Regions from separate parts of the Homo sapiens genome. Here region 1 is linked to region 2. Evidence: read pairs that join two places in POLR2A ChIA-PET (ENCODE). Cell type or tissue: Caco-2. All regions are shown on one strand.

What was found. Peaks named below come from ENCODE experiments on the same cell type or tissue, not always from the same donor. Only the 100,000 strongest peaks of a DNase experiment are listed, where the experiment ranks them.
Region 1: POLR2A ChIA-PET joins it to region 2 with 5 read pairs; 2 of 35 experiments call an interaction of 5 or more read pairs at or near these places.

The regions. Positions count from the first base shown.
Region 1 is chr17:74,609,749-74,617,748 of GRCh38, forward strand. It overlaps CD300E (CD300e molecule), which reads right to left. Exons shown (of 4, transcript NM_181449.3): 2 at 7,370-7,717; 3 at 4,177-4,285; 4 at 137-3,025. The coding sequence ends at 2,905. All of the region lies in intron 3 of LOC101928343 (a long non-coding RNA gene), which reads left to right. Among named protein-coding and RNA genes, the nearest start is that of CD300E, 10 kb to the right of the region's middle. In Caco-2, no CTCF peak of the experiment used is centred here; no DNase peak of the experiment used is centred here.
Region 2 is chr17:75,379,544-75,387,543 of GRCh38, forward strand. The region is part of intron 2 of GRB2 (growth factor receptor bound protein 2); the gene reads right to left. Among named protein-coding and RNA genes, the nearest start is that of GRB2, 22 kb to the right of the region's middle. RefSeq lists an enhancer at 846-1,692 and a silencer at 5,192-5,392. In Caco-2, no CTCF peak of the experiment used is centred here; a DNase peak (open chromatin) is centred at 3,808.

The sequences.
Region 1 (8,000 bases), 770 kb before region 2:
CTGTGCAGAACCCTGACACAAATTCTAACACACCGCATCGCTATTGTTAGTCTACATCTTAGACTTCCCTTCTAAAGGAGTAGGGACTCTGCATAGTTTAAGTCCTTATCTGTAATGCCCAGAACAATGCACCATAGACACACAATAAAAGTTTATTGAATGAATGAGTAAATAAAGGGAAAAAAGAAAGGAAGAATAGGGGAAAAAAAGGGAGTAAGGGAGAAGGGAAAATTCAAAGCATGGAGAAGCCACTGTTTGTTTCTCCTGCACCTGCTGTCTGCCATCTGTCTACTCTTTCTTAACTCTTCTCTTCTGGCTTCTGCTGTCATTGCTCTGTTGATCTGCTCTTCTGAACTTCATTAGTGACCTTGTGAATGATAAGTTCAATAGCCTCCTCTCAATCCCGGTCCTCCTCCACCTCTCTAGCTCTGCTCTCCTCCTTGAAACATTCATGGCTCTTGACTTCTCATCTTCCACCTGTTTGATTCTGCTCCAGCACCTTGATCAATGTCTTCCTCCTACCCTTTGTCTTTAAATGCAGGTGCCCCGAGGGCTCTGTCCTTGGTTCTGAACTCTTCCCTCCATGTTTTCACTTCTTGCTGGGTTCCAGTTAATCTCTCTACACACATTCCTCTCCAGCCCTCAACACTCTGCTAACCCACATCTCTAGCTATCTGCTAGACCTCTCTGCCTGATGATTCCAAACACACAGAAAACTAAGCTCTGCATCATCCAAGCCTGCTCTTGACTTTCCTACTTCTGTCAATGATGCCCGATTCCTCTGGTTTTCCAGGCTTAAGACTCCGGACTCCCAGATTCTTCCTTTCAGACTTTGCTACATCTGCTAGGCAAGTCCTCCTAAAGCACATCTGCAATCCCATCTTGTTCTGCTCAAATCCATCCCACCATAGCTAATCAAAGTTTAAGTAAGAGTTGAGTCCTAAGCCTCCTGAACCTGCCACCACCTGAGTTCTTCTAGATTAGTTCCATCTGGCCTGCCACAGGAAAATTTCACTCCATTGGAATCTTAGACACATCCTACCATGAGCATCTGTATGTGAACAGTACAGTCCATTTGCTGATAGGTCTTCTATAAGTGACTATTGTTATGAAGATTATTTCCCGCCTCTCTGCTTTCACTTATGCTGTTTCTCTGTCCTCTCTCTCTCCCTGTTGCTCCATCCCTGCTCCGCTGAAATCCTATACCTCCTTCAACATCAACATGAATGTCACCTTCTTTCCCTGACCTGGCCAGCTTGGCATGATATTCTCCTCACCAACCCCCTGACATCAGGAAGCATCTCTTGTGGCTCTAGAGTTCTTCCTATGCTGTAATGACTTGGGAGCTTATCCTTCTCATAAAATGAATCATAAGCTCCTTTCTTGCTCATCATCATATTTCCCGGGTTAATATAATTAATATGGGCCTTGTTAGATTGAATTTCTCTTTCAGCATGAGTCCTGGGCCAGCCCCATCTTTCCCCTAGTCACCATGCATGATGGAGCTGGGAGCCCCACCAGAGCTCAAGTTCAGAGCACGGCAGCTCTGCCTAAGCACTCGGCACTCAGAGGGTCACTCCATGTGCTCTGGACACTGGCATCACTAGCTCAGGATGAGCTCAGGCCTGGGGGCAGAGGGGGAGCACTGGTCCAGATGTAGGTAGCAAGTGGAGATGGTGATGCTTGCTTGTGGCAGACTGTGGGAGTCCTCCCCACAAACTTTAGGGAAACAGAGTAATTGACAAACATTCAGAAAACCAACTGAGCTCATTCCCGAGCCAGGGGTCACCAGTAGTGGTGATAGCACTGTGCACTTCAAGTGTGGACAAGTATCCTTCACCTCTGTGCCCTCCATCCTGTCTTTGAAAAACGATATCTGCTCTGCCTGTGGAAAAGGTTAATTGCTAACAGGTGGTCTCAGCCAGACTTCTAAAGTGGACAGAACTGACTCTGTTGACCTTGTGCATTGGACACCTCCAGGTGGGGGAATTCCAGGAGTGATATCAGGGGCACCCACCAGCTCCTTCTCCCTTTACTGTTTCAACTCGCCCCAGAACTTTAACCTGGAGCAGCTCATCCACGGCCCACCCAGGCAGAGATGTTCTGAGCCCAGCCACACACTGCCTGGTTACAGGGAGAGAAGGGGCCTTAAAGCCAGGGAGACCCAAGGGGCGTCAGAAGACGAGAGGAGCCCTGAGCATGTGGGACACTGGGCAACTGCATGAGCAAGCTCTGCCGGGACCAAGCTCCCTTGGGGTTGTCCCAGAGAAGAGATGGAGCTCTGTGAGCCTAAAGGCTGGGGCTGTGAGGGGTGTGTCCTCAGGGAGACTCCTGTCTGCAGGAAGGAGGTAGTTATTGCCCTGGGGGAAACTGGCCTGAGAAGCATTTGTGCCAAGAAGAATGAAGGGCCAGGCTCCTCCAGAAAATTTTTTCCCTCCCTTCCTCCGTCCTTTTCTCTCTCTCTCTCTCTCTCTCGCTCTCTCTCTCTCTCTCTCTCTGTCTCTCTCTCTCTCTCTCTCTCTCTCTCTCTGAGACAGGGCTCTCTATGTTGCCCAGGCTGGCCTGGAACTCTTACGTTCAGCCGATCCTCCTGCCTCAGCCTCCTGAGCTGGGATTATAGGCACTCGCTATGGTGCCCGGCCAACTTCCAGGGAATTCTTGCCCTTGGGAAGTGGGCATGAGGGCAGGGAGGCAGGGGACTGGGGAGGAGAAAGGAGGACCCCCAAGCTGCACATTGAGGACTCCAGAGGAGTGTCCTCTAAGAGCCAGGACCCTCCTTTGAGGCACAGGAACAATAAATCCCTCCAGAGTCCACAGGTCTCTCGCATCCAGTCTGAAAGGTTGACTCCCTGCACGGGGCACTCCTGGGGATGGGGCTCTGCAGGGCTTCGGGTCAGCCTGGCTCTATCTTCCAGGAGGAGCCCACTGAGGCCTGTTCACCCAGAAGACAGCACCCAGCATGCTCAGGAGCAGGGGCAGCTTCAGAAGGACCACGAGCAGGAAGTGAGGGCTGCTGAGCCGGAACCTGTGGTGGACACGGTGAAAATGAGTCACTTCCCCGGGAGAACCCCCAGGACCCTTCTCTCCCCACCTCTCCCCATGCTCTGACTCTGGAGCCCAAATAACCCAGGAGCAGCCAGGGAAAGGACCTATGCCAGGGCAGCCCCTTCTGTGGCCCCCATCCCTCCTTCTCCCTCCATCAAGGACTGCCCGGGGGGTCTCATCAAGGAGAGGTGATGGAGTGAAGACAGAAGAGGGACCCACTTCCAGGAGTGCGCTCCACAGCACCCTCTCTGTCCCTGTCCCACTCACAGCCTCCACTTTATCAACTGACTTCTTAAAACCAGTCCCCACTCTCGCTTTTTTTATTTTCTGAGACAGAGTCTCACTCTGTCACCCAGGCTGGAGTGCAGTGGTGCAATCATGGCTCACTGCAGCCTTGACTTCCTGGGCTCAAGTGATTCTCCCACCTCAGCCTCCTGAGTAGCTGGGACTACAGGCGCACCACCACACCTGGCTAATTTTGTATTTCGTAGTAGAGACAGGGTTTCACCATGTTGCCCAGGCTGGTCTCAATCTCCTGGACTCAAGTGATCCACCGCCTCGGCCTCCCAAACTGTTGGGATTGCAGGCGTGAGCCACCACACCCGGCCACCACTCTCACTGTTCCACTCCAGCTCCTTGTTCCCTCCCCTCAGGGTCTAGCAGCAATATCACAGCCCTTTCTGGATATCTTTGGGAGAGGAGAGAGAACTGATTCAAACCCCAGCCTGGAGCTGGCCCATCTCCCCACAGACCCCACAGACAGCTCCTGGTGGCAAAATCCCCAGCTGAGCAAAGACCTTTGAAAAGGGCCACAGAACTGGGACCCCAAGTCCGGAGCTGGATGGGGAAGGAGACAGGAAGGAGTGGGGAAGGGAGGAGGGGCTGCACGTCCACCTGAACTCAACCTTCGACCTGAGTCCCAGTAGCTGCCCCATAGGGAAAGGCGTTCACAGCACAAGTGATATTTCCCACTCAGCATCCACATGCAGCCTCAGAGAGTATGAGAATCAGGACCAGAGATGGAGAGAAACAGCAGACAGTGACGATCTCAGGTCACGGTGCGCCACCCCCACCCCCCAGCTTCCACCCCAGGGTTGCTCCCTCCATGGCCTCCAGGCCCTGCGTGCTTACCCTGAATTTTGGGTCAACACCTCCCCGGTGCTGAGGTTTCGCCCAGGGTTCACCACCAGGAAGATGGGAGGTGTGGCTGGATGTGTGGTCCTCCTTGGGGTTGTAATTGCTGTTGGAGATGAAAATGATGCATCAGCCGTGCCTGGGCTCCCAGCCATGCACAGAACACCCGTATGGATGTCATACAGAATCACCCACTCACAGAAGAGGCTGGAAAGATCTTCTGAAGCCAGATCCAGGGCACCTCCTGGGTGAAACCCCTCAGGGACAAAAAGAGCCCTTACCAGAACCAGCCATGAGAGTCCCCTCCAATAAGTGCCAGGTCTTTCTCTGCATCTCAGAGAAAGACTCTTACCACTCTGCCCACTCTGCCCTCATCCCACTCTGCCTGGGGTGAGGGCAGGGGTCTCTCTGGGCTTCCGCAGCCAGATGTGGAGTTCCAGGAGGAGGAGGGGAAGGAGGAGTCTAAAGGAAGATGGCTCAGCCTGTGGCCCAAGAAGCCTCGTAGAGACCATGAGAGGGGGCTCTGAGCACCCTTCATGTGGACACTCTTTTTTTTTTTTTTTTTTTTGAGATGGAGTTTCACTCTTGTTGCCCAGGTTGGTTGGAGTGCAATGGCACAATCTCAGCTCACCACAACCTCCACCTCCCGGGTTCAAGCGATTCTCCTGCCTCAGCCACCCAAGTAGCTGGGATTACAGGCATATGCCACCACGTTTGGCTAATTTTGTATTTTTAGTTGAGATGGGGTTTCTCCATGTTGATCAGGCTGGTCTCGAACTCCTGGCCTCAGGTGATCTGCCCTCCTTGGCCTCCCAAAGTGCTGGGATTACAGGCGTGAGCCACCGCGCCCGGCCCATGTGGAAAGGCCACTGTAGGCCACCCCTAGGGAGGGGATAGGTTGACACTCGGCTCCTCCTAAGGACTTCAGGTGACCACCAGACTATTGACATAGTCTACTCCCTCATTGCCACTGGACTCCCAGCTCATGATCTCCCTAAAGCAGTTGTCCTGGAGGCTCAGCCCTTCACCGGTGCCCGACACAGGCTCAGTGTGATCCGATAAGCCGCGTTCAACCTCTCTGTTGCTGGAGATTCGTTGATGGACGTGGCATGAGCCCCACCCCGTTGGAGGGGCAGAGACACATAAACAGACGGACTCACTTCCGCTGGAAGCAGCCCTGGGAAGGAGCCCCAGCAGGTGCAATGGGAGCACAGGGGAGAAGCCTAATCCACCCCCAGGCCAGCAGTGAGGAAAACATGGGCGGCACCTAGCAGAGGCGAATGCCGGACCATGGGATGCTTTTGGGAAGTGAGAGACATGATAGAGTGTGAGTCTGAGGACAGGAGATGGTGTGGATAGCTAAGGGGCAGGGGGCAGGGGAATTTGGTTCAAGAGGGATGGGGAGGCAGAAAACCACAGGACAAGGAGCCAGCCCCAGGAGGATCACCCTTGGGCAGGATGGGGAAGCCTGTCCTCAACCCGAAAGGGAAAGGGGAAGAATGAGTGTAGATTGCATGAAAGTTTGCAAGTGGAGAAGGAAAGAAACTGATGTCCTGTGTGTTCTCAGGAAGGTAGATGTATGGGAGAGTAATGTTGGAAACTCTTAACTTCTACTGGCAGCCACAGGCACCATTTTCTCACTTTTTTTCCCCAGCAGCGCTAGAGCAGGTGGATTTTAGACAGGGCGACCAACTTTCCCAGGACTTTTCTAGCCTTAGCACTGAAAATCCCACATTTGGGAAACCCCTTAGTCCTGGGCAAACTGGGATGATTAGTGACCTTTATTTTAGGATTGATCCAGGGATGAGGGTTTTGTCAGGTAGATAAGGAAATGGAATATGGGAGTTATGAGTGCTGCTAAGAGAAGAAAATGTCAGGCTGGGCATGGTGTCTCACTCCTATAGTCCCAGCACCTTGGGAGGCCAAAGCGGGTGGATGACTTGAGGTCAGGAGTTTGAGACCTGTCTGGGCAACGCGGGAAGATGCTGTCTCTACTAAAAAATACAAAATTAGCCAGGCATGGTAGTGCACACCTGAAGTACCAGCTACTCAGGGGGCTGAGGTGGGAGGATCACGAGCCCAGGAGGCGGAGGTTGCAGTAAGCCGAGATCGCTCCACGGCACTCCAGCCTGGGCAACAGAGTGAGACCATGTCTCAATAAAAGAAAAAAGAAAATGTGATCTATTGCAGGGGCTCAAAGTGGTCTAGGAAGGAAGTGAGGTCAGAACGGGAGTGATGGGGGCAATAAATTGGCGGAAATGGAGGGATCAGAAGACAGAAGGTCACTGTGAGGTTGAGAATAGGGACAATGGCATGAGGATGGGGGAGAGCTGATTGATGAAAAGTTGTCAGAAAATAGAATGTCTGAGTTTAAGACTCTGGGCAGCGACCAGGTCGGGTGATGACAAGCTCTGAGGTGTTTCCATGGGGTGCAATTCTGAAGAGAGTAGAAAATAAAGGACACCAAGGTTGAGAATGTCAAGGAACCCAAGGCAAGATTGCCAAGTTATTCATTAAAGCCTGCCAAGATAATGGCAGAGGTTGGAGTGGAGGCACTGGCAGGACTCCGTTGAATGAGGGGGAGCAGCCTGGAAGCTGATGGTCGGCCTTGTCAAGCACAGGTAGAGGGTGGGCATGGCCATCTGGCACAGCATTTAAAGGAAGCAGGTGGAAAGTCATAGGGCGGAAGTTGTGATGTGGGCAGGAAGAATTGGGACACGGCTCCATGGCCCTCTAGCATAGGGGGAGTAAGAGAAAGAGTAGCTTCCACTCAAGAAGCTACTAAACAGGAAGGTCTTCCCAAGCAAGACATATTTCAAAACAACATGGTAGGGGGATGTTCTGTGAGGAGGCTGCAAATGTACAGGAGTGTTTCTTCTTTGGTACAGGCTTCCCAAAGGGCACGGTGGAAACAGCTTTGGCTCAGCATGAAGGGGCCTCCTCCACGCTGGATAATGGGGTGAGGCCCAGGCCCTATGGGAGTGATGGCGCCTGAGCTGTGCACCCCCCAGCCCACCCAAGGCTGAAGGATCAGCCGCCTCTCTCCATGCCCATGCCATAGGCTCCTCCCAACACCACTGTGACTGAGGACAAGACAAGACTTGGACGCACACTTCAGTGTGCCGCCCACCCTTGTTCCCTTGTCCAGTCGCACCCCAAACCCTGCTGCCAAAGTGAGGGGAGCTCTTACCTGGGGAAACATACACCCTAACCAGGTCCGAGGGATCGCGTGACCATGAATCCAGGACCCACACTGTCTGAATTTTGCACCAGTAAGATCCAGCATCATCTTCATTGAGGTTCTGCATGGTCACAGTGAAGGCGAGAGCCTCCGGGTGGTCTCTGATGGACACGCGGCCATTCCTCTCCACCTTCTCTTCTCCCTTGGTCTCCACAATGCTCTCACATGACGTGTCGTACTGTCCTCGGCACCAGTACTTGTTATATCCCTTGTACATGCTCTCATACTGACACCACACTGTCAGAGAGTCCCCCGCAGTGCCAGTCACAGAGCCGGGGCCCTTCAGAGACAAACAGCCTGGAAAACACAAGCCCGAGTCCCAAGTCTCCATCCAGATGGCCCCATCAGCAGCCGTCTGTCTGAAGCTTAAGGGGAAGATTGCCAGGGAGACCTGGGTGTTTCCTGGGAGGGGAACCTGGAGGAATACTTGAGCTTAGGACCTAAGCCAAAGAGTCCCTGTGAGAGCAGAAACCTGTCCCCTGTGAGAGCAGGGACACCAAGTCACAGCACAGGGGCCCCAGCACCTGGAGACCAAAGCTGGAGGCAGGAGCAGAGAGGAGCTGGTCATCCCACCTCGTCC
Region 2 (8,000 bases):
ATGCACCACCACACCTGGTTAATTTTTTTTATTTTTAGTAGAGACAGGGTCTTGCTATGTTGCCCAGGCTGGTCTTGAACTCCTGAGCTCAAGTGGTCCTCCCACTTCAGCCTCCCAAAGTGCTAGGATTACAGGCCACCACACCTGGTCACTTGATTTCTTAATGCATGATAGATAGCTAAAAACCCACTATTAATTTCAGATCTTTGTCTTTTAATTATACTTTTCAAAGCCAAGCATTTTATAAAAGTTGATACATAATAAATAGAATTTTGACTGGAGCTAAAAATGCAGGAAAGCCAAGGAAGGAGAAATGGAAACATGAACCTCTGGAAAACTGCAATTTGTCTCATTAGTAATTTTAATGCAGTGTGGAGACTGACCTAAGTCAAAAGTACGTACATAAGAAAGCATATAACATTACTTTCACATCCCATGTGGGGAAAAGATAACTGAGATATAACTAGAAATCTAGATAGCAAGACCAGTTTTAGCGCCAATTTGTTTATTCGTAGAGAAAACAGCTGAACATGTCATGTTTCTAGTTTATCTTATTAGATTCTACAAAATTTCTATGTAATAGCCTTATACAGGTGGAAGATGATGTACTGCCTACACCAAGAAGAGTTTTAATAGGAAACAAATTTGCTCCATGAAGCTGTGCACAGTGATTTTTTCTTTCCTTATTAGACAGCAAGACGGCCCTAAAATATTTGTTGACCTGCAAACTGACATCTGGAAAACTACTGTAGTGTTTTTGTTTTTTACTGCTTTTTCTGATTACAAAACTAATAGCTTGTAGTAAAAAAAAAAAAAAACTATTATAGAAATGCACCATATAGAAAGTTAAAGTTCTCCATAATCCCTACATCCAGAGAAAACCAACTGTTACCCAACATCACACTCTTCTTTTTTCTTTATATTGCAGTATATGTGAGTAAGGATGTTTCATTAAGTTACAATACTTGTTTCTCAAAAGCTCTCAGCAGAGCCTCCTGGCTTAAAGCTAAACATTTGCAGCATAAACTAAACAAAGACTGGTTTGTCTGTCTTCCCATCTTGTTCCAAGCATGAGTTAAGATGGATGGTCTTCCTCTAGAAAATATTCATTTAGCTCAAAGACAAATTAAATTATGAATACATGCCATATTTCTCTATCATAATCACTTATTAATTTAACCTGACAAAGCTATAAAAAAAGGAAATTAACCACTTAAAAAATAGCACAAAATAAAATGTGCGGCGGAAAAACTGTGTCAAGCATCTTACATGCTGAGGGAAGGATGTTTAATCATCTCAGAAATCTGGTTAACATAGTCCTATAAAACACTGTCAAACTTTGAAATAATGTTCTATTGTTAAAGGAGACTAGAGAATGAAGCAAACATTAGCTGTGCTATTATTATGTATTCTGGTTAGGGATTATGGGCCATTCTCACTTAAGGTCATCTTAAGTAGGTAACCATTTGTTCAGCCATTCAGACAATAGGACAATACATATATCAAAACCTCCCTTGAGATTACGAACTAAATTATTAACAGAAACAAGTGAAATATACAGCAATAGGGAAATAATTAAGTCAATTACAGAACATTAACTTGATATGTTATACAACCACTGAAAATAATTAGTAAAACTAATATGGAAAATGGTAACATTTTAAATTCACTACAATTACAGGATTATAAAAATGTATACATAATGACAATGCTTAAGAGAGATCTGAAATAGTAAAAATACTGGAATAGAGGGACTTATTGACTTTCCTATCTATTAATGTAAGCTAAAGTAATTTAAATGTTACAGTGAAGTGGAAATACTGCTAATAAAATAATCTATTCTTTTTCCCCAGCATTCCTTTTCAAACTCCTTTTCATAGTTATGTATGAAAATAAAGATACGGCTGGGTACAGTGGCTCATCCCAGCACTTTGAGAGGCTGAGGCGGGCAGATCATGAGGTCAGGAGTTCGAGACCAGCCTGGCCAACATAGTGAAACCCTCGTCTCTACTAAAAATAAAAAAAAAATTAGCCAGGCATGGTGGCGGGCACCTGTAATCCCAGCTACTCAGGAGGCTGAGGCAGGAGAATTGCTTGAACCCGGGAGGCAGAGGTTGCAATGAGCTGAGATCACGCCACTGCACTCCAGCCTGGGTGATGGTGCAAGACTCCGTCTCAAAAAAAAAAAAAAGAAAAAAAAAAAGAAAATAAAGATATATGAAATAATGACATGAAATGATCAACACTTCCCAAAAACACATACCCCTTTCTTGTTCTCAGTGAATCCTACAGTTTCAGGGTCCAAAATACATTTTTTCTCACTTTATAACTAAACTAAAAGCTCTTGCATTTTTCAAAAGAAAAATGTTACCAAGGGCTTTTGCCATTTTGTTAAACCTAGATTTTAAAAGTCCTGGGTTCCTGTAATCCCAGCACTTTGGGAGGCTGAGGCGGGTGGATCACAGGGTCAAGAGATCGAGATCACCCTGGCCAACATGGTGAAACCTCGTCTCTACTAAAAATATAAAAATAAGCTGGGCGTGGAGGCACGTGCCTGTAGTCCCAGCTATTTGGAAGGCTGAGGCAGAAAAATCACTTGAACTCGGGAGGCAGAGGTTGTGGTGAGCCGAGATCGCGCCACTGTACTCCAGCCTGATGACAGAGCAAGACTCCGTCTCCAAAAAAAAAAAGTCCTGGGTAATGTATCGAGACCTTGTCTCAAAAAAAAAGGAATAAAAAGTCCACTATTAAACTAAAGAATAAATTAGTTGAAAATAAAAGCCACTGTTAAAACGAAGAAAAAAACTTTCACTATGTTACTGCTAATAATTAATACAGGTTGTATATCCCTTAACTGAATAAGCGACCAGAGGCATTTCAAGGTTTCTGGATTTTGGAATATTTGCATTTATATAGGTTCAGCATCCCTAAATCTCAAAATCCAAAATGCTCCAACAGGCACTTCCTTTGAGTGCCATGCTGGCGCTCAAAAAAGTTTCAGATTTCAGATCTTTGGATTAGGGATACTCAATATGTAGTTCTTTTGATAAAAATGTTAGGACAGAAAGTAAAAGAACTACTGCTAGAAACCAGACCAAGGTGGGCTAAACTTTCTAGTAAAGAAGGAAATACTAAGCATTATCTATGGCATCCTAAGATTTTTATTTATTTATTTATTTATTTTAGACGGAGTCTTGTGCTGTTGCCCAGGCTAGAGTGCGGTGGCACTATCTGGGATCACTGCAAGCTCAGCCTTCCGGGTTCACGCCATTCTCCTGCCTCAGCCTCCTGAGTAGCTGGGACTACAGGCGCCTGCCACCACGCCCAGCTAATTTTTTGTATTTTTAGTAGAGACGGGGTTATCACCATGTTAGCCAGGATGGTCTCGATCTCCTGACCTCGTGATCCGCCTGCCTCGGCCTCCCAAAGTGCTGGGATTACAGGCGTGAGCCACTGCGCCCAGCCGGCATCCTTAAGATTTTTAAAAGTTGTTTGGGAAAAACACGCCTATTCTCATTATTGAGACTAGAGAGAATGTTTACCCATGGCTTCTCACTGAGGGCAGTTAGAGATACTGAAATCGACCTTAATATCCTTAAAGTAAATACTATGAGTTTTTCCCAAGGCTGTTTTTTCAAACATTCCTTACTGTTAGCCAATTGCACAATCCCAAAGCTTCGGTAAACTACAGAAACTTACAAAAGAGGCCCCCAGTAGGACACAGCATAGGTATCCATCTATTTGCTATAGATGTGTAAGAATGGAGAAAAACTCTCCATCAATACTGTGCTTTCAGCTGAGCTCTGGGACAGGGCTGGAACAGTTCTGAGTCTGAGGTAACAGCAGATAACCTTTGGCCACTTTTATGCGTAGAGTCATGTGACTCAATAGTTTCCTGAACCCGGGATCTGGACTAATCACCTCTTATCAATGCTGTGTACTGAATAGCATTAATAAAACTAAAAGCTAGCAATTACTGTCTACTTTATGCTAGTTACTGCTTTAAAAACACCAACATAGGCTGGGCGGGTGGCTCACGCCTGTAATCCCAGCATTTTGGGAGGCTGAGGCAGGCGGATCACAAGGTCAGGAGTTCGAGACCAGCCCGGCCAATATGGTGAAAGCCCGTCTCTACTAAAAATACAAAAATTAGCTGGGTGTGGTGGCACGCTCCTGTAGTCCCAGCTACTCAAGAGGCTGAGGCAGAAGATTCGCTTGAACCCAGGAGGCAGAGGTTGCAGTCAGCCAAGACAGCACCACTACACTACACTGCACTACAGCCTGGGTGACAGAGCGAGACTCCTTCCCAAAAAGAAAACAACAACAACAAAAAACACCAACATATTGGCTCTTTTAGTCTTCACTATGACCCCAGGAAGGTAGGAAACTATTGTTCCCATTTTACAGATGTCAGAACCAAAACACAAAGCCATCCCGTAAATTGCCCAAGATCGCAATGCCCGATCTGTCTGTGACAGAGCTAGGATTCCAAGCAGGCAGGTCTCGCCTAGAGCCAGTATTCTTTACAATACTTCAGATGTCTCTCATTCCACATCCAGAAGGAGGTAAAATTAAGGGAGTAGCTGCCAAAAGGACGAAGGTTTTCCTCAAAAAGTCATTTTGGGTCAGTTTTTCAAATGTCTCAAAGTTTTATGATCCTGAGCACAGTCACAGTGAACTTCAGCCTAAGATTTAAAATCAGGTTAAATCTCAACGCTTAAGAAACAAAACCACTCCTCAGCAGAGCACTTCACCTTCCTAGAATATCCTTCAAGGTAAACTAGATGCAGAATGTAAACTGCTTACTATCTGAATGTAACTTTTTTCTTTTAATAAAACTGATAGCTGGGCATGGTGGCTCACCCCTGTAATCCCAGCACTTTGGGAGGCCAAGGCGGGTGGATCGCCTGAGGTCGGGAGTTTGAGACCAGCCTGGCCGACATGGTGAAACCCTGTCTCTACTAAAAATACAAAAAATAAGCCGGGCGTGGTGGCACATGCCTATAATCCCAGCTACTCAAGAGGCTAAGGCAGGAGAATCGCTTGAACCCGGGAGGTGGAGGTTGCAGTGAGGTGAGATCACACCACTGTACTCCAGCCTGGGCAACAGAGACTCTTGTCTCAAAATAACATAACATAACATAAAATAAAATAAATAATAAAACTGATACATATGGTAACTAATTCAAGAGTATGAAGAGTAAAAGTCACCTGAAATTCAGTTACTTGGAGACAACAATTACTCCTTGGGAGACCATTCAGAAAGAGATCTATGTATATGATAAAAAAAGAGGAAAAGACAGCAATTTTTCCTAAATGGCCTCTCTCTCTAGTTTGACCTCATTTGTGTATAGAAAGGCTTTATTTACAGAGGCCGGGCGCGGTAGCTCATGTCGGTAATCCCAGCACTTTGGGAGGCAGGCGGATCGCTTGAGCCCAGGAGTTCGAGACCAGCGTGGGCAACAGTGAGACCTCCTGGCTCTACCAAAAAAAAAAAAAAAAAAAAAAAAAAAAAGCAAACAAACAAACAAACAAAAAAACCCTTAAATTATCCAGGTGTGGTAGTGCACAGCTGTAGTCCCACCTATTCAGGAGGCTGAAGTAGGAGGATTCCTTGAGACTGAGAGGTCAAGGTTGCAATGAGTCAAGATCATGCCACCGCATCCCAGCCTGGGTGACAGAGCAAGACCCTGTTTCAAAAATGAAAATAAGGCTGACCGTGGTGGCTCACTTCTATAATCCCAACACTTTGGGAGGCTGAGGCAGGCATATTACCTGCGTTCAGGATTTTGAGACCAGCCCGGCCAACATGGTGAAACACTGTCTCTACTAAAAATACAAAAATTAGCTGGGCATGGTGGTAGATGCTTGTAATCCCAGCTACTCAGGAGGCTGAGGCAGGAGAATCACTTGAACCACGGAAGTGGAGGTTGCAGTGAGCTGAGATTGTGCCATTGCACTCCAGCCTGAGCAACAAGAGTGAAACTCCATCTCGAAAATAAAAAATAAAAATAAAAAAAGGGAAAAGAACAAAAGAACATAAAATCAGGACTAAACCAGATTGGATCTGAATCCTAACTTGTGAATTTGGGCAAATTAAGCCTCAGATTTTTTGTCAGTAAAATGGGGATAACAGCATCTGCCTTTACAAGATTTGCGTGAGATTAAAAGAGAAGGGAAGTTGAATACTTAGCTTAGAGCAAAGGCATGCTAAGTATTTAATATGTTAGTTATATTATTACTTATTAAAACAGGATCCATTTAAACGTTTCTCTGTGCAAGTGTAGGCATTATTCTGTGTTGATACAGATCAACGTTAACACCTTCATTGCCACTTAATAGGTGCCATAATCTACCTCTGTAAACCCCACTAATTGGTTTTGCTTTTTGGCTTGTATGGCAATTTCATGAACTGGAAGGTGCATGCCACTTTTATGTGTTTTAACATCTCTAAAATGCATCTTACAATTGACAGTATTGGCAGAAAAAAATTTTTCTAGGTGGTATATACATAATTGAAATAAACATCCTTATGTCTACATCTTTAAAAAACTTGTTTATGAGTTTCTTAGAATAAATTCTTTTTTTTTTTGGAGACGGAGTCTCACTCTGTCGCCCAGGCTGGAGTGCAGTGGCATGATCTCGGCTCACTGCAACCTCTGCCTCCCGAGTTCAAGCGATTCTCATGCCTCAGCCTCCTGAGTAGCTGGGACTAGAGGCACACACCACCACGCCCAGCTAATTTGTGTATTTTTAGTAGAAACGGGATTTCACCATGTTGGCCGGGCTGGTCGCAAACTCTGACCTCAAGTGATCTACCCGCTTTGGCCTCCCAAAGTGCTGGGATTATAGGCATGAGCCACTGCGCTTGGCCTTAGAACAAATTCTTAAAATGTTACTTGCTGGATCATTTTATGTTCTGATACCTATTACCAAGCCACCAGTGAGAAAGACAATATTGGTAAAAATCTCCAGAGACATGGGAAAGTGGTAACCATTTCTTCACACTGTAGCCAGCAAAGGATGGGGTCAATCTTTGTTATCTTTGGTAATCTGACATACAAAATGACAAACTTACTCTAGACAGGAAGTCCAATAAATCACTCATGGAAGCAATGCCAGGCAGCTGAACAAAGCAAGACTACTGATACCCTAACATTTCTGGTCTACTCATACCTGGACAGTTAAGAGGGGTATCCATGTATTGTGATGGGTACACCCAGTACACCACAGCAAGACCTAAGATCAAACTTCACCTCTGTCACTTGCTAGATGTGTGAATCTGAGCAAGTTTCTTAAGCTTTGAGCCTGTTTCTGCACCCATAAAATGGGGTTAAGAATGCCGATCTTGGCCAGGCGCGGTGGCTCACGCCTGTAACCCCAGCACTTTGGGAGGCTGAGAGGGGCAGATCACGAGGTCAGAGGATAGAGACCATCCTGGCTAACTAAAAACACACACACACAAAAATTAGCTGGGTGTGGTGGCGGGTGCCTGTAGTCCCAACTAATCGGGAGGCTGAGGTAGGAGAATGGCATGAACCCAGGAGGCGGAGCTTGCAGTGAGCTGAGATCCCACCACTGCACTCCATCCAGCCTGAGGGACAGAGCGAGACTCCATCTCAAAAAAAAAAAGAGTGCCAATCTTGCCCAGGACGGTGGCTCAAGCCTGTAATCCTAGCCAAGGTGGGTAGATATTTTGAGGCCAGGAGTTCGAGACTAACCTGGCCAACATGGTGAAACTCACCTCTACTAAAAGTACAAAAATTAGCAGGGTGTGGTAGCACGTGCCTGTAGTCCCAGCTATAGGCTGAGGTGGGAGGATCGTTTGAGCCTGGGAGGCAGAGGTTGCAGTGAGCTATGATGGCACCTCTGCATTCCAGCCTTGGTGACAGGGGGAGACTCTGTCTTAAAAAAAAAAAAAAAAAGTCAATATTTCAGCATTCAAGATTAGAAATGATCTATAATTTAGTAGGCTGGGCATGGTGGCTCACACCTGTAAT